Regions from separate parts of the Homo sapiens genome. Here region 1 is linked to region 2. Evidence: read pairs that join two places in POLR2A ChIA-PET (ENCODE). Cell type or tissue: OCI-LY7. All regions are shown on one strand. Each heading gives the region's core, and the rest is flanking DNA. Links, peaks and the distances in the headings are about the cores only. Region 1 has its middle 23 kb from the start of WDR73. Region 2 overlaps AKAP13 (A-kinase anchoring protein 13).

The links. Peaks named below come from ENCODE experiments on the same cell type or tissue, not always from the same donor. Only the 100,000 strongest peaks of a DNase experiment are listed, where the experiment ranks them.
Region 1: POLR2A ChIA-PET joins it to region 2 with 34 read pairs; 3 of 35 experiments call an interaction of 5 or more read pairs at or near these places.

Annotation. Positions count from the first base shown.
Region 1 is chr15:84,625,065-84,636,576 of GRCh38, reverse strand. It overlaps the pseudogene SCAND2P and the pseudogene EGLN1P1. Among named protein-coding and RNA genes, the nearest start is that of WDR73, 23 kb to the left of the region's middle. RefSeq lists silencers at 2,290-2,369, 2,840-3,189 and an enhancer at 4,684-4,733. In OCI-LY7, for the core only: a CTCF peak has its summit at 2,409; DNase peaks (open chromatin) are centred at 2,826, 4,516 and 5,196; H3K4me3 peaks cover 3,891 bases; H3K27ac peaks cover 1,935 bases.
Region 2 is chr15:85,398,366-85,409,877 of GRCh38, reverse strand. The region is part of intron 1 of AKAP13 (A-kinase anchoring protein 13); the gene reads right to left. Among named protein-coding and RNA genes, the nearest start is that of AKAP13, 24 kb to the right of the region's middle. RefSeq lists an enhancer at 8,428-8,527. In OCI-LY7, for the core only: no CTCF peak of the experiment used is centred there; DNase peaks (open chromatin) are centred at 3,957, 5,557, 7,157 and 7,479; H3K4me3 peaks cover 5,788 bases; H3K27ac peaks cover 7,853 bases.

The DNA of each region.
Region 1 (11,512 bases), core at 2,197-10,196, 770 kb after region 2:
ACCATATTGCCCAGGCTCATCTCTGAACTCCTGGGCTCAAGCAATCCACCCACCTCAGCCTCCAAAGTACTGGAATTACAGGCATGAGCCACCATAACTGGCCTTGTTTTTCAGTTTTGATAACACACCTGAGTCATCTAAATTGGTCTGGGGACACTTAACTGTTTTAAGGATTACTGCACCTTAGTTTAACCCTACCCTTTTGCCCTTCCCACCAACCAGACCTAAAATCTGTCTCCAACTGTAACCTATTGGGACCGGTAATCTCTGACTCACATAAGGAAAGGTGCTACAGGCTCCCCTATGTTGTTTTACAAAACATGCCAACCGAGGTCCTTCTTCACTTTGGAGGTGCCCATTTAGGATCCCAGAAATTCATGCGGTCAGCCTGAGGTCAACACACCAATCTTCTAAGTAGAAGGGAGCTGTACCTTCTACCCCACTTTCTGCACTCACAGAGTACTTCTATGCCCTCCCCACAGAAGGGTACTTCCTTCCTCCCCACACTGCTGCTACTTTTTTTTTTTTTAAATCTGATTTTGCACTTTTTTTTTTTTCTAAGCTAAACATCTTTCAGTACAGGTAAGAAGACTGGCATCACATCTGGGAAGTGCCTTAACAGATATCTGAGGAGTTACTGCACATTAAGTCGGTAACAACACACTTCGGTTTCAAGGCGTATGTAATCTTCCCTTGATGCTCTTCAACAGAGACAAGGTTCCTGTCTGTAGATCAAATAAATCACAGTATTAGGAAAAAAAATAACAGCAAATTTGGAAGTACAATCAACTTAAGGAGAAGCAAAGGAAAAGACTTAGAAATGGGACATTATTGTCTACATCTAGAGGATACATGTATCTGAAAGCTTAAGAAAGCCCTTATCTTAGGAACTTGAAGCTGAGGATAATCTCAAGTTCACTTAGTGCCAGTCACTTTAGTTTTTAAAAAAATTTAACTTAAACCCCAGCCTAGGCAACATGGTGAAACCCAGTCTCTACTAAAAATACAAAAATTAGCCAGGCATGGTGGTATGTGCCTGTAGTCCCAGCTAGTTGTGAGGCTGAGGCGGGAGGATTGCTTGAACCTGGGAGACAGTGGGGTTGCAGTGAGCTGAGAATGCACCACTGCACTCCAGCCTGGGTAACAGAGCAAGACTCAAAAAAAAAAAAAAAATTAAACTCTTCTTATTGTGTCTTTTTCCTTGTAAGACATTAACTAAAAGTTACTGGTAGTAAATGGTGACTGTTTTACAATTGGGTTTCATTATTGACAATATCAAAAAAAAGCAGCAATCTTTAAGAGTTCAAATTAGTGTAAGATAGGAAGGACTGCAAAACAATCTGATTTTTCAGTTGTAATTAAAGTGCTCCTTTTCTTATTTTAAGTAAAATAAAATTAATCAGTCACTGGCAACAATCATTATTAAGAGGTCTTTTAGGGCAAAATTTAATAGTATGAAGAGGTTTACAAAAATAGATTGACGTTATTTTGAGAAATACTGTAATTTTTTCTCAATTCAGTTTTGATAAATTGTACCTAATCATAGAAAAATTATTCCAATTCAAACTTGACATATATTAAAAAAGTAGAGATGAAATTAACTCAGCTACGTAACAGATCTGGCAAAATATAAGAATGAAAAAAATTCTACACAGGGCACTTATTTCATATCCAGAGGTAAAAACATTTTCTATTAGTAGCTTATCTTCTTCCTGTAAGCAATCACAGATTCTAAGTTGATCATGCGGTACAAAGTCACAGCAGTCAGAATCTTCTGTTTGATGCAACACACAAAGTTGTTTGTTTCCTTACTAAAATGCGAACTGGTTGTCTATTTTTCTTTATCCCATTTATTCGTATTCACAAATTAACAAATAGCGTCAACAATTATTGTAGGTGAAGTGGGGTATTGCTGGATCAAAGGCTCTATAAGACGTCTTTACTGACTGAATCTGAAGGTTTATTGAGTTCAATCCTCACACCTTTTTCACCTGTTAGATATTTTACTTTAGCTCGTGCTCTCTCATCTGCATCAAATACCAAACAGTTATTGCGTACTTTGTAGCATATGCTGGTTGTACTTCATGAGGGTTGCGATGGTCAGACCAGAAAAACAGCAGTCTATCAAATTTGGGTTCAATGTCAGCAAACTAGGCTTTACCTTCTAGAAAAATTCGAAGTATACCTCCACTTACCTTGGCATCCCGTTCTTTAACGTAATGTAATACATTTCACACGTCTTCCGTCTCCATTTGGATTATCAACATGACGTACATAACCCGTTCCATTGACCGGATAACAAGCAGCCATGGCTTTTGTCCGGCCCGGGGACGCGCGAGGCGGGGACGCGGCCGCCGCGGGGTCGGCCGCGGACTTGGCCTTTGCCTTGGCTGCGTCCCCGGAGGCGCTGTCCCGGCGCCTCGCTGCCTTCCTGGCCTCCAGGGCCCGGTCCCTGGACGGCGGCGCTGCAGCGGGCGGCGCGGGGCCGGAGTCCTGGTGAGGGCCCCCTCCGTGGCCGAGGGCGCCCTCGCTGCCCTGGCACACGAGCTTGTGCTTCTTCCAGTCCTGGCGCTGGCGCTCCTTGCAGCAGAAGGAGCTGCGGCTGCAGCGCAGCAGGTTCTCCATCTTCCCGCACAGCTCGCAGTACTGCCGGTCTCGCTCGCTCGAGCTCGGCTCGCCGGGCCCGCAGCTGTCATTGGCCATGGCGACCGCAGCTGAGCAGGAGGGGTGCGGCCGGACGGCCTCGCCCGAGGCTGGGGAGCGGAGAGAGAGATAGGGGCCGTCACTGCGCCATGCACCCGCTACCCTTGACTCAAGGAGGCTGGCACCCAGGGCCCTCGGCCGGGTCGCTTCCGAGTCCTAGGCTCCGGCGCAGCGCAGGCGGCCGCCTCAGCGCCTAATCGCCGCCGTGGGCTGAGAGAACGCGGCCTGTGCGGCGAACGGCAACCCGGGCTCGGGCGCGCGAGCCTGCGGAGCGCAAGACCGGCCCCCTCGGCTGCCGCCACCGCCTCAGCGTCCCGGGCGGCCCGGCCCAGGCTGCGGAGGAGCGCAGGGTAAGCGGGTGCCGCTCGCTCTGCGCATTCTGCACGTACACCACGGTACGGCGGCGACCCGGCCGTGCGGCGCGCGTGGGCCCACACTGCGATTTCTTATCACTCTTGCGGACGGGCTAGAGTTCGTTCTATTTTGGGGCTGTGCTTCAACTGTTCCTCTGGTTCTGCTGTGAACTTCACCATTGCCTGGAACAGACAGATTCTGTCTGTGCTTGCTTCGGATGGATGTTTAGAGAACTCAGTACTGATCCTGAGGGCTCCTTCTTTGAGAGCACATCCTGTCCCTCTTCAAGGACTGGAAGTGGTCAAAATTCTGTAGGGACTAAAACTTAAACATCCCAAACATAAAAAAGCAGAGGAAAGGTTGGGTGCAGTGGCTCACGCCTGTAATCCCAACACTTTGGGAGGCCGAGGTGGGTGGATCACAAGGTCAGGAGTTCGAGGCCAGCCTGGCCAATATGGTGAAACCCAGTCTCTACTAAAAATACAAAAATTAGCCGGGCGTGGTGGTGGGCGCCTGTAGTCCCAGCTACTAGGGAGGCTGAGGCAGGAGACTCGCTTGAACCCGGTTGGCGGAGGTTGCAATGACCCGAGATGGCACCACTGCACTCCAGCCTGGGTGACAGAGCGAGACTCCCTTTCCAAAAAAAAAAAAAAAAAAAAAAAAGCAGAGGAAAAAGCCAGTCTTATGCAAAAGCCTGCAACAGCAGTAAAGACGGCAGACATGTGGAAGGCTTTATGGAGATAAGGCCATGGACCACTGCATCCTGGCCACCCAGCTCTCTGGGGACTGCTCCTACCTGCCTTGCCAAACCCTAGGCAAAAAGACATAGGATAATTCAGGTGTTTTGCAATAGGCTCAATAATGTCGACAAAGACCACCGAAGCCGCTTGCCTCTGGCTGGCTGCTACAGAGTGAGAGCTGTTCTCCAAAAAGACATCCCTGTCACATGTGCTCCTCCCTGATCACAGTGAGGCTCATACCATTTTAAGCAATTTTCTTATTTAATGGCAGGGACGGACACTCAGAGCAGCCAATGTTGTGCATTCTCTGAAGAGTCAGCCTGAACTTGGAAGGAAAGTTGCAGATACCATGACCACGAAATAAGCAAATTCCAGTTTAACATCAATAGTGAAGTATGCCCACACTGCTAGTAACCCAAGGCAGCTCTGTCTCTCACATACCTCTATTTTAACTGTTCGGAACTATGTTTTTATAGCTCACCTCCAGCCTCTGTCTTCCAGGTTCTTTCTGCAAGTCTTCCACCAGGGCCACTGCCTCCTCTCCACTCTCCGGATGCTGCTGTCTGACCCAGATCTGGATCTCCTGGAGAAGGACAGTCGGGAACTGTTCTAGGACCAGCAACTCCAGGATCTGCTCTTTTGTACACTTCTCTGGCCTTAGCCACTGACAACAGAGCTTCTGGAGCTGGAGGAGGGCCTCTCGGGGTCGTGATGCTTCTTGGTAACGGAAATGCCAAAAGCTCTGGCAGGATGTCTCTGGTCCAGGGTAATTCCCTTGAAGGGAAATTTCCTGCTCCCAGTGGGAATCTTCTTCCAGTTTAACTATTTGGAGATCTTGTACTGAAGGAGTCTGGATTTGTTGGTCCACAGCTACAGCCATTGTTCAGGTCAGAGAAGAGCTTTGCAACCGCACTCTAAAGCTCAAACCTCTTCATCACCTCACTGGGAAGCCATCTTAGAACTTCCACTTAGGAGTCACTAAGTGGAACTTCTCTTGAAATTCTAGAGTCAGAGACATACATTACAAAGTTAACTCTAGTAAAAATCGCAAGTGTTAGCCCAGCAGGCTTGAGGTGAAGAAGAGAGCCTTCCTGTCCCAGCCCTGTTGCATGCCCTGGTGCCTGTGGAGTCACTGGTGGGGTGGCAGTTCCGGAAGTTTGATAAGAGGAGTCAAGGGCTAGTGACCTGGTTGAAAAGTAGAGGAGCTTGAAGCTGAGAGAATACGGACGATTCGGCCCCGTGACATGTTCTTAGCGGGGACGCAAGAAGCCCGAGCCCAGGTCCCAAACACGGCTATTCGGCTAGCCACTGAGCACCGGAAGCGGAAAACCTAGCCCCAGAAGGACTCCGTGTTCTCCGGAACTACATTTCCCAGAGGCCGCCGCCCGAAGACAGACAGCAGCGTTAGCCCATAAAATGGGAGAATATCTCAGGCGCCTATTCGTTTCAGACGAATCATTGATGACTTTTCTACCAGCTGGGTAAGTGGGGCGGGGTCGCGAACCGCAGCCACAACTCGCGCACCTGGGAGGGTGTGGGTCTTGCCTCCCAGGGGAGGTGGAGATCTCTCGCCCTGCGCGGCCCTGGTGGTATGAGCGAGAGGGGTCTTTACAAAAATTTTTTGTTTTGTTTTGTTTTTTATTTTTTATTTATTTATTTATTTTGAAGCGGAGTCTCGCTCTGTCGCCCAGGCTGGAGTGCAGTGGCGCGATCTCGGCTCACTGCAACTTCCGCCTCCCGGGTGCGAGCAGTTCTCTGCCTCAGCCTCCCGAGTAGCTGGGATTACAAGGCACCCACCACCACTCCCGGCTGATTTTTTTTTTTTTTTTTGTATTTTTAGTAGCGACGGCGTTTCACCATTTTGGCCAGGCTGGTCTTGAGCTCCTGACCTCATGATCCACCTGCCTTGGCCTCCCAAAGTGCTGGGATTACAGGCGCGAGCCACCGCGCCCGGCCTTTGTTTTGTTTTTAATAGAGACGAGGTCTAACTATGTTGCCCAGGCTGGTTTTGAACTCGTGGGCCTCTCAAAGTGCTGGGATTATAGGCATGAGCTGCCACGCCAGTTTATAAAGTATTTTCACTTAGGGCCGAGGGCAGCTGTTTAACCCTGTTAGTCCCTATTTATCCTTACTATGCAGATGAATATATCGAGACAGCTTGGGACTGAGGTCTCTGCCCTTACGAAGCTGGGACTCCAGTTAAGGTTTTCTGCCACTTAAAGTGCTTTTCTCTGGCATGGTTGGTAGCTGTGGTAATGCTTTACCACTCTGTTCCTCCCCCCCTCACTTACCACTCACACAATTCCTCATTTCCTGCTTGCACAGTCCTGGGTCATTCGAGATTAATACCATTGACTTTCATTCAACAGTTGGGGAGCAATTCGGGCCAAGCACCAGGCAGCGAGTGTGCTGTGGTGGGAGAAAAAAAAAGGAGACACTCCTTCCTCTTAAGGAATGCAATGCAGCGGAGGGTGCATTTTCTAAAACGCTGCCACGGAGTTATGTGCAACCCAAATAACTACAATGCAGTGCTATTAAATGCTTTGCGAAATGCTACGTGCTAAATGGAGGTGTGTTCAAAGGAAATGACTTGATAGAAATACCAGGGACGGACCGGTGCAGTGGCTCACGCCTGTAATCCCAGCACTTTGGGATGCCAAGGCGGGCCGGTCACTTGAGGTCAGGAGTTCGAGACCAGCCTGGCCAACATGGTGAAACCCCAAATCTAGTAAAAATACAAAAAAATTAGCTTGGTGTGGTGGTAATCCCAGCTACTCAGGAGGCTGAAGCAGGAGAATCGCTTGAACCGGGGAGGCAGAGATTGTAGTGAGCTGAAATCATGCCACTGAACTCCAGCCTGGGTGACAGAGGGAGACTGTTTCAAAAAAAAAAAAAAAAAAAAACCAAGGAAGGGCTGGGAGAGCCCAGAATCGTGCAGCCTCAGGGAAAGGACCTACTTTACACATTTTATCTGGTTTGGTTCTGAGAAGGAAACCTGGAACCCTGCATTGTAGGTTTCACTTCTTATTTAACAGATGAAAGGTTCAAATTCAATGAAGGTGGGGAGAGCTGTGCTTGCCCCCACAGTAGGAGCAGCCTGTGGTTAGGTGAGGGAAGGACAGGATAACAGAAAGGGCTTTCTAGAGAATCAGTTGCGAAGCAGGGCCATGGAAATTCCTTCTATCCCTCTTAACTTAGTGTCAACAAAAAGTCTCAGTGCAGACAAACCCACTGAACTTAATTTGGGAGAAAAAGCCATGGAGAAGACCCTTTAGAATGCACTTCCAAACTAGAAACCAAACGGGGTGCCTGCAAGGGGGTCGTTCTCCTTGTCTTTAGAAAAAGGGAATCGAGAAGAACCTTTAGAATGAACCTCCGAACTACAATTAGGATCCTAAACAACCTCTTCCTAGGAGAAAAAAAAAAAAAAGCAACAGCTCACAATAAACCAAGGACCATCAACCAAACGAGAGGTCCAGGGCTCAGGAGGACTTACTAGGAGGAGAAGCTGAAAGTCGGTGAGGCCTTTATTTATTTATTTATTTATTTATTTATTTATTTATTTATTTTTGAGACAGGGTCTCTCTCTGTTGCCCGGCTGGATTCTGGGCCTGATCATCGCTCACTGCAGCCCTGGCCTCCCTGAACTCAGGCAATCTTCCTGCCTCAACCTCCGAAGAGCTGGGACTATAGGCCCGCACCACCATGCCAGGCTAATTTTTGTACGTTTTGTAGAGATGAGGTTTGGCCATGTTGCCAAGGCTGGTCTTGAACTCCTGGGCTCAAGTAATCTGCAGGGGGGGCTTTCAAGGACCCCTACTGGTACCGTAGCTCCAAATTCAGGCAACTACTTCAGGGTTCTCAGTCCTCTCTGAGGCCCCATGTGTTCAGATGCCAAATTATTGTCAATGAAGAGAGAAGACTAAACATTGTAGCTAATATATCTTTTTTTTTTTTTTTTGAGATGGAGTCTTTGCTCTGTTGCCCGGGCTGGAGTGCAGTGGCACCATCTCAGGTCACTACAACCTCTGCCTCCCGAGTTCAAGTGATCCTCCTGCCTCAGCTTCCTGAGTAGCTGGGACTACAGGTGCACACCACCATGCTCAGCTATTTTTTTGTATTTTTAGTAGAGATGGGGTTTCCCTATGTTGGTCAGGCTGCTCTCAAACTCCTCACCTCAAGTGACCCACCCACTTTGGCCTCCCAAAGTTCTGAGATTACAGGAGTGAGCCCACCGTGCCTGGCCACTAATGTATCATTTTTATCTTAATGTTTTGTTCTTTTATCCATTTGTTCCTATTAGGTATTTCTCATGGCTTTAACAGTGGACTTCAGGAGTCATGGTTAAGTAACAGGTGTGGGGCAGGTAACTGACCAAACCTCTCCTCTGAGCCTCCATTTTCTTACCTGTAGAGTGAGGATACTTACCTCCCTCCTAGGGCTGTCAGGATTAAATGAGATGGCAGGTAAAGACCTTAGCACAGTGCCTGGCGCATGGTAACTGCTCTGTCCATTTTGTCACTATAAGCTCTTCTGGTTTATTGTAAAGTATATAATGCAACCCAAGTGAAGCAAAATTCCATGAATAAAAAAAGTCATCTCATTATAGCTTGCCTCAAATTATAAAATCTCTAATAAAAATGAAGGTATGTAGTTAGTGGCAGAAGTTTGTCTACAACTAGATCTGTCCAGTGCTCAATACTCTCTACTATGTCACAAACTTCAGGACAGGGTTAAGAGGGAGACAAGGTACTGCCTGGAAGGGGAATACCTTCTGGGGTCCTGGTAAGCGATTTTTTTTTTTTTTTTTTTTTGAGATAGAGTCTTGTTCTGTTGTCCAGGCTGGAGTACAGTGGCGCCATCTCAGCTCACTGCAAGCTCCACCTCCTGGGTTCAAGTGATTGTCTTGCCTCAGCCTCTTGAGTAGCTGAGACAACAGGTAGGCGCCACCACACCTGGCTAATTTTTTTATTTTTAGTAGAGGTGGGGTTTCACCATGTTGGCCAGGCTGGTCTTGAACTTCTGACCTCAAGTGATCCACCCACCTCGGCCTCCCAAAGAGTTAGGATTATAGGCAGGAGCGCCTGGCCCTGGTAAGTAGTTTCTTGATCTGGGTGCTGGTTACACAAGTGTGTGCAGTTTGTAAAAACTCAATGAGCTGTACATTTGTGTACACTTGTCTGCTATATATTAATAACAATTTATGTATTTATTTTTGAGACCAAGTCTTGCTCTGTCACCCAGGCTGGAGTGCAGTGGTGCGATCTTGGCTCACTGCAACCTCGACCTCCCGGATTCAAGTGATTCTCTTGCCTCAGCCTCCCAAGTATCTGGGACTACAGGTGCCCGCCACCATGCCCAGCTAATTTTTGTATTTTTAGTAGAGATGGGGTTTCACTGTGTTGGCCAGGCTGCTCTCGAACTCCCGACCTCAAATGATCTGCCCACCTTGGCCTCCTAAAGTGCTGGGTTTACAGGTGTGAGCCGCCATGCCCGGCCCAATAACAATTTAAAACAAAGGGAACTGTCTCTGGATATAGTTATATAGATTCACTGTATTAAAGGATAAGAGTAAGATAAAGTCTCTGAGGGTTCACCGCTTGTCCAAACAGAAAAAACAGAAAAAAAAAATTGTGAGCCGAGTGGTGGCTCATGCCTGTTATCCCAGCACTTTGGGAGGCCAAGGTGAGAGGATCGCTTGAGCCCAGAAGTTTGAGACAAGCCTGAGCAACACAGTAAGAGACCCTGTCTCTATTAAAAAAAAAAAAAAAAAAAAAGACCGGGTGCAGTGGCTCACACCTGTGATCTCAGCACTTTGGGAGTCTGAGGCGAGTGGATTGCCTGAGCCCAGGAGTTCAAGACCAGCCTGGGCAACATAGTGAGATCCTGTCTCTATTAAAAAAAATAAATTGTGTACTACAGATTTGGCTACAATATGCATGGTTTTCCATGGGCTTTTGATTATCTGTGACATTTCAAAACTATAAGTTGTTTCATTAGAATATTGGTGGGTTGGTTTTTACAAATGTCTTCATCTGTGTGCATAACTTACATAGGTAAATACTAAGAGGGCACTGAAGTAAAAACTAACATTTATCATCTGACCAAGGAACGCGCAGGAAACCTAATCCACTATCCAGGCCAGAATCATGGGCTTCATCTGTCTCTTGCATTTCTTTTTTTTTTAGACAGAGTTTCGCTCTTGTTGCCCAGGCTGGAGTGCAATGGCAGCGTGATCTTGGCTCACTGCAACCTCTGCCTCCTGGGTTTGAGCAATTCTCCTGCCTCAGCCTCTCGAGTAGCTGGGATTACAGGCATGTGCCACCATGCCTAGCTAATTTTGTATTTTTAGTAGAGACGGGGTTTTGTCATGTTGGCCAGGCTGGTCTTGAACTCCTGACCTCAGCTGATCCGCCTGCTTTGGCCTCCCAAAATGCTGGGATTACAGGTGTGAGCCACCACGCCCAGACTGCTTCTTGCATTTCTATGAAGAGAACCAACTGGCAAATATTTCCTGAGTTCCCATCACAAGCACTGAGCTGGGTACTAGAGCTGGAGGTTCCTGGAGCTGGGAACCTCAGGATGGGTATGAACATAAAAAATGGAAGGGAGGGAGGGGGCAGGATGAAGTAGGGAGGACGTGTAACAGATCAACGTAACGAGAGTCATGGCACTGAGCTGGAGAGTGCAAGGGCCCACAGGCAGGGTCAAGTCTGCCAGGGAAGTGCAGGGAGGAGGCCTCCTGGAGGAGGTGGTGCCCAAGCTGCATCTTCAAAAATGGGCAGGCGGGCCCCGGCAAACAGGGAGGCCCGGCGTTCCAGAAAAGGGAGCAGGGTGAACAGGGGCACTGAGGCAAGGCTCAGCTGTGCATAGTGATCGGGAGCTGGCTGGGGATAAGAATGGTCAAGGGCACAGAGGTGTGATGACCAGGGCAAGGCAAGGAATGAATGTGATGAGTTTCCACAGAGGTTCCCTATGGGAAGGCCTCATCTGCTGTTGAGCAGTATGGCCTTTCTGTAGGTGATGGGGAGCCCCTCAGGGCTTAAGCTAGGTGGTAGCCGGCTCAGTTCTGCTGTGAAAGAATGCTCACTCTAGCTGCAACATGGAGAGGCAGGCATAGGGAGGTGGAGGTTACAATGAAGCTGAAAGACAGGAGGATCGCTTGAACCCAGGAGGCGGAGGTCGCAGTGACCTGAGATGGTGCCACTACACTCCAGCCTGGGCAACAGAGCACCAGCTCAAAAAAAAAAAAAAAGAAAGATATATTAGCTACAATGTTTAGTCTTCTCTCTAGCTAGTGTCAGGACAATCCACAACTGTAACTGGTCATTCCTTACATGTGACTTGTGATTGTCCTTCCTGGCCCTTTATCCCTGAAGGGTGTCCTGTCTCATAACCAGAAAGTTCAGCAGGGGCCCCATGTCCTGGGTTTGCTGTACCCATAGTCTCCATAGTCTCTCACAGATGGCCTTGGAGATTACCAAATGGAGGGCGGTTCTAGCCTCCCTGCTCCCTGGCCCAGTTAAGCTATTTCAGATCTTTGGACAAAATCTCACTTTTGTCCTTTTTCCTTTTTCACCCTCTTGATAAAATATCCCACAGCCATATGGGAAATGGAAGTAGAATTGCCGGGAAGCAACCAGGAAGGAAGTAGTGGTGGCGCATGCCTGTAATCCCAGATACTCAAGAGGCTGAGGCAGGAAACGGAAGTAAAA
Region 2 (11,512 bases), core at 1,807-9,806:
GGACGGATCATGAGGTCAGGATATAGAGACCATCCTGGCTAACACGGTGAAACCCCGTCTCTACTAAAAATACAAGAAAATTAGCAGGGTGTGGTGGTGGGCGCCTGCAGTCCCAGCTACTCGGGAGGCTGACGCAGGAGAATGGCGTGTACCCAGGAGGCGGAGCTTGCAGTGAGCCGAGATCGCACCGCTGCACTCCAGCCTGGGCGACAGACAAAGCGAGACTCTGTCTCAAAAAAAAAAAAAAAAAACTACTACTAGCTGCATCAAAGAATATAATCAACAGAGTGAAAAGGCAACCCACAGAATGGGAGAAAATTCTAGCAACTCTTATTTAATAAGAGATTAATATTTAGAATACATAAATAATTCCTACAACCAATTTAAAAAAAGGGTAATGGACCTGATAGGGTGGCTCATACCTGTAATCCCAGCACTTTGGGAGGCCGAGGCAGGCAGATCACCTGAGGTCAAGAGTTCGAGACCAGCCTAGACAACATGATGAAACCCTGTCTCCACTAAAAATACAAAAAATTAGCTGGGTGTGGTGGTGCACTCTTTCATCCCAGCTACTCAGGAGGCTGAGGCAGGAGAATCGCTTGAACCTGGGAGGCAGAGGTTCCAGTGAGCAGAGATCGTGCCTATGCACTCCAGGCTAGGCGACGAGTGAAACTCCATCTCAAAAAAATAATTAAATTAAAATAAAATAAAAATGAAAAACAGGCAAAGGATTTGAACAAATATTTCTCCAAAAAAGATATACAAATAGCCAATAACCACATAAAAAGATGCTCACATCACTAACTACTAGAAAAATGCAAATCAAAACCACAATGAGATATCACTTCACACACTATAAGATGACTACTGTCACAAAAACAGAAAATAACAAGTGTTGGTGAGGGTACAGAGAAACTGGAACACTTGTGCACTGCTGTTAGAAATGTAAAATGGTACAGCCACTATGGAAAACAGTATGGCAGCTCCTCAAAAAATTAAAAATAGAATTACCATATGATCCAGCAAGTCCACCTCTGGGTACATACGCCAAAGAACTGAAAGCAGGGACTTCGAAAGATGTCTGTACACCCATGGTCAAAGCAACATTATTCACAATAACCCATATGTGGAAACAACTCTAGTGTCCATTGGTGGATGAATGGATAAACAAAATGTGGTATATACATACAATGGAATATTATTCTGCCTTAAAAAGGAAATACATTCTGACACATGCTACCACATGGATGAATTCTAATGACATTGTGCTAAGTGAAGTAAGCCAGTCACAAGAACGCAGACTGTGTGGTATCATTTACATATAGTACCCAGAATAGTCAAATCCATAGAAACAGGAAGTAGAAAAGTATTTGCCAGGGACACGGAGGAGAGAGAAATAGAAAGTTATTGTTTCATGGGTACAAAATTTCCGTTCCGCAACATGAAAAGAGTCATGGAAATGGACAGTGGTGATGACTGCACGACAATGTGAAAGAGCTAAATGCCACTGCCTCTGCACTTAAAAATGATTAAGACGGTAAATGGTTAAGATGGTAAATTTTATGGTATGTGTGTTTACCACAATTAACATTTTTTAATATTCTTAAAATATCAATTACTGGCATGCAGTAAGCAGTTGGTACTTTCTAGATGAATAAATGGACTCTAAAATAGATTGTGGGCAAAATCAAGAACCACTTTGAATGAGGTAATCTAAGCCAAATGTAAACATTACCACTTCCAGGAAGCCAACTCCTCTCCCATGCCAGAATGAATCATGCCCCTCAGTGCACTCTCATTCACCCAGCAGCCTGTGCTAGAAATTCCCAGTTATTCTGGACAACTACCACCTCCTAATTCCCACCATCTACTCAACAAGTTTCATCCATTCAACTTTCAAAATGTCCATTAGATCTGCTGGCTCCCTTCCAACCTCACTGCATTCAAGCCCTCACAATCTGTCCAAAACTATGGTAATGGCCTCCTCTAACTTGTCTGAGAGGCAATGCTCCCTTCTCCCTCTGCCAAGCCACTATCCTCTACTGCTCACAGAATGAGGTATCCAAAACAAAACCAGACTATCCTCCCTTTTGCTTCAAGAGGACAAACTAAAAGACGCTTCCACCCACCCCATTTTGACTTTCTAACCTAATTCGGTGACCACACCCTATCCACACGAAATAATTCTACACCTCACTGCTCACTGAGTTCAAACACACCAAGCTCTTTGACGTCTGTTTCTTTGCACACAGTGTATCACAGCAGAACCATCATTCCATTCTTTCTCTCCTCAACCCAGGCCTGGCAAATTCCTACTCATGCTTTAAGACCCAGCACAGGCCGGGCACGATGGCTCATGCCTATAATCCCAGCACTTTGGGAGGCCAAGGCAGACAGATCACCTGAGGTCAGGAGTTGAAGAACAGCCTGGCCAACATGGTGAAACCCTGTCTCTACTAAAAATAAAAAAAATTTTAAAAAAATTAGCCAGGCATGGCAGCGCATGCCTGTAGTCTCAGCCACTCGGGAAGCTGAAACAGGAGAATCTCTTGAACCCAGGAGGCGGAGGTTGCAGTGAGCCCAGATCGCACCACTGCATTCCAGCCTGGGTGACAGAGCAAGACTCCGTCCCAAAAAAAAAAAAAAAGACCCAGCACACCCGTCCCATCCCTCATCCCTCATCTGTGTTCCTTAGAAGCCTGTATACCACAAAGTTGGTACTCTAACATTGTTACACAACAAATTTCCATATCTCTCACTATACCCCAATTATCTTTGCATTCCTAGTGGCTGGTGCACATTCCTTCTGCTTAAATATTTCTTCAATGAGCTTATACTACTTGTAACTAGCATAAAATATATTATTTCTGTTTTGTAAGTAGGACAAAAAATCCAGAGATCTTATCCTCCAGAGACATACTCTTTGTGGCCTAGGACTGTGCTTTACTCTCCCTTGGTTCTTTCAGGGCCTAGCCCATAATATGCTGTCTCATATTGTCTGCTGAAAGGAATTTCAAAATAGAACTACCCCTAGAAACCATCAAATTAGCTTTTATTATGCATTTTTCTCTCAAAGTGTCTATGTTCTCCTAACACAAAATGTTATGAAATCTAATTACATTTACAAAAATTAGCAAAGAAACAACACTGCAAACAACTTATTAGCCAATTCATGTCTCCTAAAACAGTAACACAAATAACATAAGTAGTTTATTTCTAAATAGGAATTCAGACTGGAAAGGTCAGTAACTGCTGTATATAGTACCTCTTCTTCTACCTTCCAATGTCCTATACCATAATTGATCTACACTTAAAGAAAAAAAATTCTCCCCAATTATAGGTACAACCACAGACAAAAAATAAATGCTTGCTGGACACATATGTGTCCAGCAACGAGCAATATGGTATATAAAATAGGTACTGTTTTTCCCATCTTACACACAGTGGAACTGCAGCTCCAAAAAAAAAACAAAAAAAAAAACTATTTTCTAGTCTAAGGTCACAAAAATTAGTTGAGAGAGAGCAAGACTTGAAACCACAATCATAAAACCATACAATGTCATGGGAATTTTAATCATGGTCCCTTCACTCTTCACTCAGGATGGTAAAGCACACTTACAGGCACAATGGAAATAACTGCACTACCGTGGGGTGTGCAGTCTTAATCAAAGATCCAGAGAAATAGTTTATTTATCCACTCTAGTTTTTGTATCTTAAGAGCATTTTGGTCTGGCTCAGTGGCTTACACCTATAATCCCAGCACTTTGGGACGCCAAGGCAGGAGGATCGCTTGAGGCCAGGAGTTTGAAACCAGCCTGGGCAACATAGTGAGACCCTGTCTCTACAAAATAAAAATTACAAAGTTAGTTGGGCATGGTGGCACATGCCTGTAGATGCAGCTACTCAAGAAGCTGAAGCAGCAGGTCTGCTTGAGCCCAGGAGTTCAAGGTTGTGGTGAGCTGTGATCACCAGTGTACTCTAACAGCCTTGGCGATGGGGCAAGACTCTGTCTCAAAAAAAAGAGGGTGGGGGGTGAGGGCAGGTATTCTACCAGTAGTATGACATGCAACAGAGAGTACTTTCTTCAAGAGACACATACAACACCTATCATTTGTCCTAAAGGCTACTCCGTTAGAGAAGTCTGGAACGGCTTGCAAACTGCAACAAAAAGAACACTGGCTTTGGAATGAAATTGACTTTGGCCGAAGTTCTGGATCCTGCCCTTACTAGCTCAATAAGTATCCTAGCTTCTTTGTATCTCATATTTCTGTAACTAAAACACAGAGATAAAATCTTCACAGGTTAGTGAATAAGGCAAATAAACAGCATCTAGCACATAGTAAGCACTCAATAAATAAATAAAGTTTCCTTCAACCTTTGCCAACCCTACCAGAATTTTGTCTCCAATTTTTGTATCCACACAAGATTAGAATTCAAATAACTTACCCGGTCCATAGTAAAATCAGTATGTGAATCATGGATTTTTGTCAAACTCATTTGTTTCGTGGATACAAACTTCACAACCAAAGTTAACAAAGTGAGCTAGAAGCCAAACTAAACTAGAATCTGGGTCTTTTAAACTACCCAGTTCAAAGCTCTTTAGTAAAAGGGGAAAGACTAACACCATACGAAGAGAAACCAGAGTATAAGTTCAGAACACAGATTCAAAGGCACAAATCTTTCAGGAAAACATCAGTAGAAACAACAAGACACCAAGACAAAACTAAGTCTGAATCGATTAAAACACATGACTCATCTATTCATAAGCTCTAGACTTAGAAGTCACATTAAGAAACTTCACAATGGATCTTTAAAACACAAAACAGACTTTAAACAATGGTAAGGAAAGCTCACCAGAATGTGCTAGGATACAGCATTCCAGATAGCTTATAAAAAAAGAAAAAAACACAACCACTGCTACATAAGGCCCTACTGAGTACTAAGAATGAACACACACAATGATAATAGCTAGAAGGAGGTAAGTGCAAGCAACGAAGGCAAAATAACTTTAAAGATAGTAACAATTTGTCAAACAAAGGCAAATTAATCATTGGCTTTTCAACACAGCCACAATCTAACAGCCATTCATTCAGTAAAGATTACTGAGCCCCTACCATAAGCTGGGAGCTAGGTACTAAAGATACAAAGGTGTGACACTAGCCCAGTAAAGGGAATGAGATATACAAGTACAACTTTACAACCAGGATAGGAAACAGTGTGCCAGAAATGCTTGAGAGGTCAGAAAGACAGCTTATAACCAACTGTGAGAATGAAGCAGGGTTTATGTAGGAAACATCCTTCAAGACTTAGCTTGAAAAGCTAAGGCAGAATTGGACATGAACAGATGGGAAGGAACATTTTGTGTGTCCCTAGGGTCTAGCCTCCACATTGGCACACAAAGTAATCAATATATGTTTCTCAAATGCATGAATGGGCAAAGGCACATGATGATAAATAAATACTTCACCACAGTGAGAGAACAGTTTTTAAAGCGTGTTGTTGCAGAACCAAACTGTGGCAGGCCTTACTCAGATTTTATTCGGTGGGCAATGAGGAACTACTATTTTTAAATGGGGCAGTGATACGACCAAAACTGAGCTAAAAGAAGAATAAACTGACAAAACATAAAACAGGTGACAGCTAAAAGAGAAAACCTGCCCTTAACTATGCTATTGACCTTATCTGCATCTGAGGTAATTATGCTTCAATCTTGGTCAGTCCCTCTCCTTAAAAATCTTTTACACTAATGATTTCTGATGATGTGTGTAGTAAAGTCAGGATAAGCTAGATTATACTATGGTAACAACAACCAGAAGGTATCAGAAGTTAACACAATGAAGTTTACTCCTCACTCACTCAAAGATCACTATGGCTCCAGGCAACTCTCTGGGGCAGCAATCCTTCAAGCCTCAGGGCAGTATTCCAACCTGATTTCATCATGTGGTACTGTCATAGCTACTTGTGCTTCCAGGTCCCAAAAGCAAGGAAAGAGAGAGAGCATTTCACGTCAGATTTTTTTTTTTTTTTTTTGAGAGGAGTTTTGCTCTTGTTGCCCAGGATGGCATGCGATGGTGTGGTCTAGGCTCACTGAGAATCGCTTGAACCACCTCCCGGGTTCAAGCGATTCTCCTGCCTCAGCCTTCCAAGTAGCTGGGATTACAGACATGCGCCACCACGCCCGGCTAATTTTTGTATTTTTAGTAAAGACAAGGTTTCACTATGTTGATCAGGCTGATCTCGAACTCCTGACCTCAGGTGATCCACCCACCTCAGCTTCCCAAAGGGCTGGGATTACAGGCATGAGCCACTGCGCCCGACCTCACATCAGCTTTTAAATGCTTCTAGCCAAAAGCGACACATTTCCATGGGACACAGCAAGTCACAAGACCATGCCATCTTGAAATAGGCTGGGAAATGTGATATTCCACATGCAAAAAGGAGAACTAGAAATTGTAGTGAGTGGCACTAATGCCCACCACGTTTTGATATTTTTACAGTGTCCAGCAATAAATTATGTTGTGAAGAAAAAAATGCCCAATTTCCTTGCATTAGGTACCACCATGGTAAATCCATTCTTAGGGCATCAAAGTTAGCACCACACTGATCATAAAACAATCTAATCTCTGTATGTTCACTGACTCTAAAGAATTTAGCATCACCTATTTTAGATTTTTTTCATATCTATTATTCTTTTAGGAATAATTTCCAACCATTAAAGAAAACATAGCTTATTTCATTCTGCTCTAATCTTACAAATTTCTCATTTTTTCCTTATTTATGAGGACCTAACAGATAAGGAATGGTATATACAATATAATCAAATCATTTCTGCCCTACTATTAAGAGTCCTTGGCATAACAAGCAGTTAAGAACAATGAACGTTGCTAATCACTTTTATTACCAGATTTCATTAATGAAAAACATGAGTAACAGCGGTGCTATTAAAAACGTCTCACAGCTACAAAACTCCTGTAACTTTAAGAAAGGCAGGTGAACATAATAAAGAATGCACACATTTTAGAAACACAATCCTAGTTTCAATCCCCAGCTCTTGCACTTCTGGCTGTGGGAGTTTAGCCAAGCTACACAATCTTAGTAAGCCTCAACTACCATTTACGGCAGAGCTAACTCCAGCTACTTCACAAGACCACCCCAGGGTTAAGTGAGACATACAGATAAAATGCTACAAAGTAAGTGCTCGAAAAAAAAAATGGCAGCTAGCATAAATAGGTTTTGATAAGCAAGGAGTATGATTCTTTGCATCTTTTTATCAGGATTTCCCAAGCTCCCGGAGAGCTAAAAAGTATTTTAATTTCTAATTGCTTAGTTGAGAACTATCTCATGGGCAGTTAACATCAGAGCACAGCCTAGCAGTCAGATACCACGATCCCCCATTGTATTATACAGTTCCTTCATGATTCAGCCAGTAAAATTTCCCTAACCATGAAAGACTTATACCAAGAACAAAGACATCCAGCCAACAGATGGAGATTCATAAACACCAAATCCTAGGCACCAGAAGGCACTTTCAACATATTTCAGTCCAGATGTTTCCAAACTGATTTTTTGGCCATGGAAGTGTCTTCGAAGGAAACATTACAGGAAACACAAAAATAAACTAGAGGAAAGTGGAACTACTCTGTGTAGCACCACTTGCTCTCTTTTTCATGCCCTCCCCAATCTCACTTGGGCCCTTGATGTAATTCCAAGGATCTCCAGGACTTGAGGATACTTTTTGGGGAAAACACAACAAAGAACCAAACAAAAACCTGATACAGTTTAACCGTTTCATTTTTGATGGGAGAATTGAGGTGGAGTGGGCTAAGCAACTTGCCCAAGGTTGTTGGCAGCAAACTAAACCAAATTTATTGAATCCTAATCCAGTGTCTGTTCACTAACAAGTTTTTCTCAGCTACAGAATGTTTTACATCAGAATTTATCCTTTACATTTCTACCAGTCAGTGAGTTTCCATCTTCCTATTTTTAATCTGGCATTCTTATTACTACTGTCTTGTTACTCATTCTCTTATTATTTTGTTCCCCATTATTATTGTCCTATGTCCCAGAAAAACTGCACAGAAACATTTAATTCCTACCACTGATTTACCAAGCTAATTGTTTATCCCAGATCCCTAAGACAGGAAAGAAAGTAGGGAGACCTAAGGAAGAATCCTCTGAAATGTGAGATACCAAGGTCCTATTTGTTGGTTGACCTGCTAATTGTTATTACTCTCTTTTTTACAACCTCAAAGGGACAGTTTAAGAGAATACTGAGACAAAAATGACTAGCTTCTTTGGTAAACAGTTTATAATAGCTCAAGTTACCAGGGGGAGGAAACAGTAAAAAAGCAGAATGGCACACTTCTGAGATTTAAGCCCAAATAATGCTGTTGTAACAGAGAAAACAAATCAAAGCTGGCCTTGCCCCAAAAGATTTCCAAAACAGAGGTCCTTTGGGAGGTCTATAAAAATTCTGATCAATTCAGGTTGGCAGAGGAGACGTCCTCAAAATTCTACATAGGGTTCCTTACCAAAACCAAGTAACATCTAGACTTCATAACGAAACTAACAGTTCAATAATCAGGTATACTACATAAAAAACTGGGTGGTTTCAAGACCACAGAAGCCCTCCCACATCTGAATTAACTATCTACATGTTCCAAGACTTTATTATAGAACCATCATAAATTAAATTTCTACATCTAGTGATATAATATGCCGGGCACAGTGGCTCGTGTCTATAATCCCAGCACTTTGAGAGGCCAAGGCAGGTGGATCACCTGAGGTCAGGAGTTTGAGATCAGCTTGACGAACATGGTAAAACCCAATCTCCAATAAAAATATGAAAATAAGCCAGGCATGGTGACACACACATGTGATCCCAGCTACTTGGGAGGTTGAGGCAGGAGAATCGCTTGAATCCGGGAGGCGGAGGTTGCAGTAAGCCAAGATTGTGCCACTGCACCCCAGCCTGAGCAACATACTCTGTTTAAAAAAAAAAAATATATATATATATATACATATATATATATATGGCTACTAAATTATGATTAATCAGCTATTTCTCTGTAACCAGAAATAGGCTGAATATCAACAAGATACTCCTAAGAATGGTCAACAAAACAGAGACAAGCTGGTGTATCAACAGTGCCAAGAGATCACCTTACACAGCTACCTGACTTACAACTTCCTATACAACTAGTTCTTCCTACTTATAATACAGAAAACCTTCACAAATATTATGATTGAAAATCATTATTATAGCTGAGACCAGTTGACTAATCTTTGGCTCAGAGAAAAAGGTTTGCCTACATTAAAGTCAAGAACACAGTTTCAATGTTTAATTTGCTTGTTTTCTTGATTATCTAAACCATGATGTCAATATGTAACTGTGATTTGAGGAACATATGTGGATTATACGTATTTGTACTTTCAGAACTAAATTTTGTTTTTTAATTTTTTTTTTAGAGACAGGATCTTGCTTTGTCACCCAGGCTGGAGTAAAGGCAGTGTGATCATAGCTCACTGTAACCTCTAACTCATGGACTCAAGTGATCCTTCCGCCTCAGCCTCTCAGGTAGCTACAACTATAGGCATGCATCACCACCCAGCTAATTTTTTAATTTTTATTTTGTAGAGACAGGCTCTCACTATGTTGCCCAGGCTGGTCCTGAACTCCTGGCCTCCTGACTTCAAGCTATCCTCCCACCTCAACCTCTCAAAATGCTGAGATTATAAGTGTGAGCCACTGAGCCTGGCCCAGAACTAAAAGCTTTAACAGTCAGGCGCAGTGGCTCATGCCTGTAATCCCAGCACTTTGGGAAGCCCAGGTGGGAGGATCACTTGAGGCCAAGAGTTTGAGGAGACCAGCCTGGTCAACACAGCGAGACACCATCTCTAGAAAAAATAATAATGAAATAAATAAATAAATAAGTTATATTAATTCTAACATGCATTTAGATAAGCAACAGAATGGCCACAGATCATCTTTCACAGGGCTCTTTGTGTAGAAGAGGACCTTACTCCTCAGCATCTCTAAATCTTATCTCAAATACTTCCCTGTTTTATTGCTGGAGTTAATCTGAACCGACAACTAAGAACAAGCCAAAGGAACATGATATCAGTGACTTTATTTGAAAGTTTCCTCCATCTGTCTTTTAATATTGAGAACTCAGATTAACGTTTAGCACCTAAGAGGACAGTAACGATGCTTCGTGAGTTTCTTCATATCCTTTTAGAAATACAGAGTTCTTTCATTTTTTCTTTGGTTGCCAGTAATCCAGTAATTCTATGAGTAATTATCTTATGGCATCTAAAACTTTATTTATTTATTTATTTATTTTTTTATTTTTTTATTTTTTTTTTTTTTTTTTTTGAGACGGAGTCTCGCTCTGTCGCCCAGGCCGGACTGCGGACTGCAGTGGCGCAATCTCGGCTCACTGCAAGCTCCGCTTCCCGGGTTCACGCCATTCTCCTGCCTCAGCCTCCCGAGTAGCTGGGACTACAGGCGCCCGCCACCGCGCCCGGCTAATTTTTTGTATTTTTAGTAGAGACGGGGTTTCACCTTGTTAGCCAGGATGGTCTCGATCTCCTGACCTCATGATCCACCCGCCTCGGCCTCCCAAAGTGCTGGGATTACAGGCGTGAGCCACCGCGCCCGGCCTGCATCTAAAACTTTAAAAACGTGTTTTCTAAAAGTTATGGGGAAATAGTAAATAGGAACTGTCATATTCTGCCAGTAGAAGTATAAATGACAAAAGCTTTCTGTAGACAACTTGACAATATCTATGAACAGCTGCTGAAATGTACACCATTTGCCCTAACAATTCCATTTCTCTAACAAAGTAAACAAGGACACACAGATGTATGTATAAGGCTGTCCTTCAAAGCAATGTTTATAATAGCATAGAGGAAAGAGGCAGGAGGAAGGGTGATGGGGAAAAAAGATACACAACCTATTCAAATAATAGGAAATGAACTGAAGATAAACTTAAGTTCATACAAGGAAATACTATATAGCCATTAAAATAACTATGTCAGTTACTTGAAATCATATAAAGGTGGCTGGCGGAAACACGTGGATCACTTGAGGTCAGGAGTTCAAGACCAGCCTGGCCAACATGGTGAAACCCCATCTCTACTAAAAATCCAAAAATTAGCCGGGCGTGGTGGCATGTGCCTGTAATCCCAGCTACTCGGGAGGCTGAGGCAGGAGAGTTGCTTGAACCTGGGAGGCAGAGGTTGCACTGAGTAGAGATTGCGCCACTGCACTCTGGCCTGGGCGACAGAGTGAGACTCTGTCTCAACAACAACAAAAAAGAAATCATATAAAGGTACATTGATGAAATGTTTTATAACCTGTTTATGCTCAAGAGTACATAAAATACGCCACATATGGCTAGTCCACATATGGGCTGTATATATGTACATACACACACTCTCTCTCTACAAGTTTTCAAGTTTGGAAAGAAAAATTATACCCAACAATTTTCTCTAGGTAGTGTCATTTATG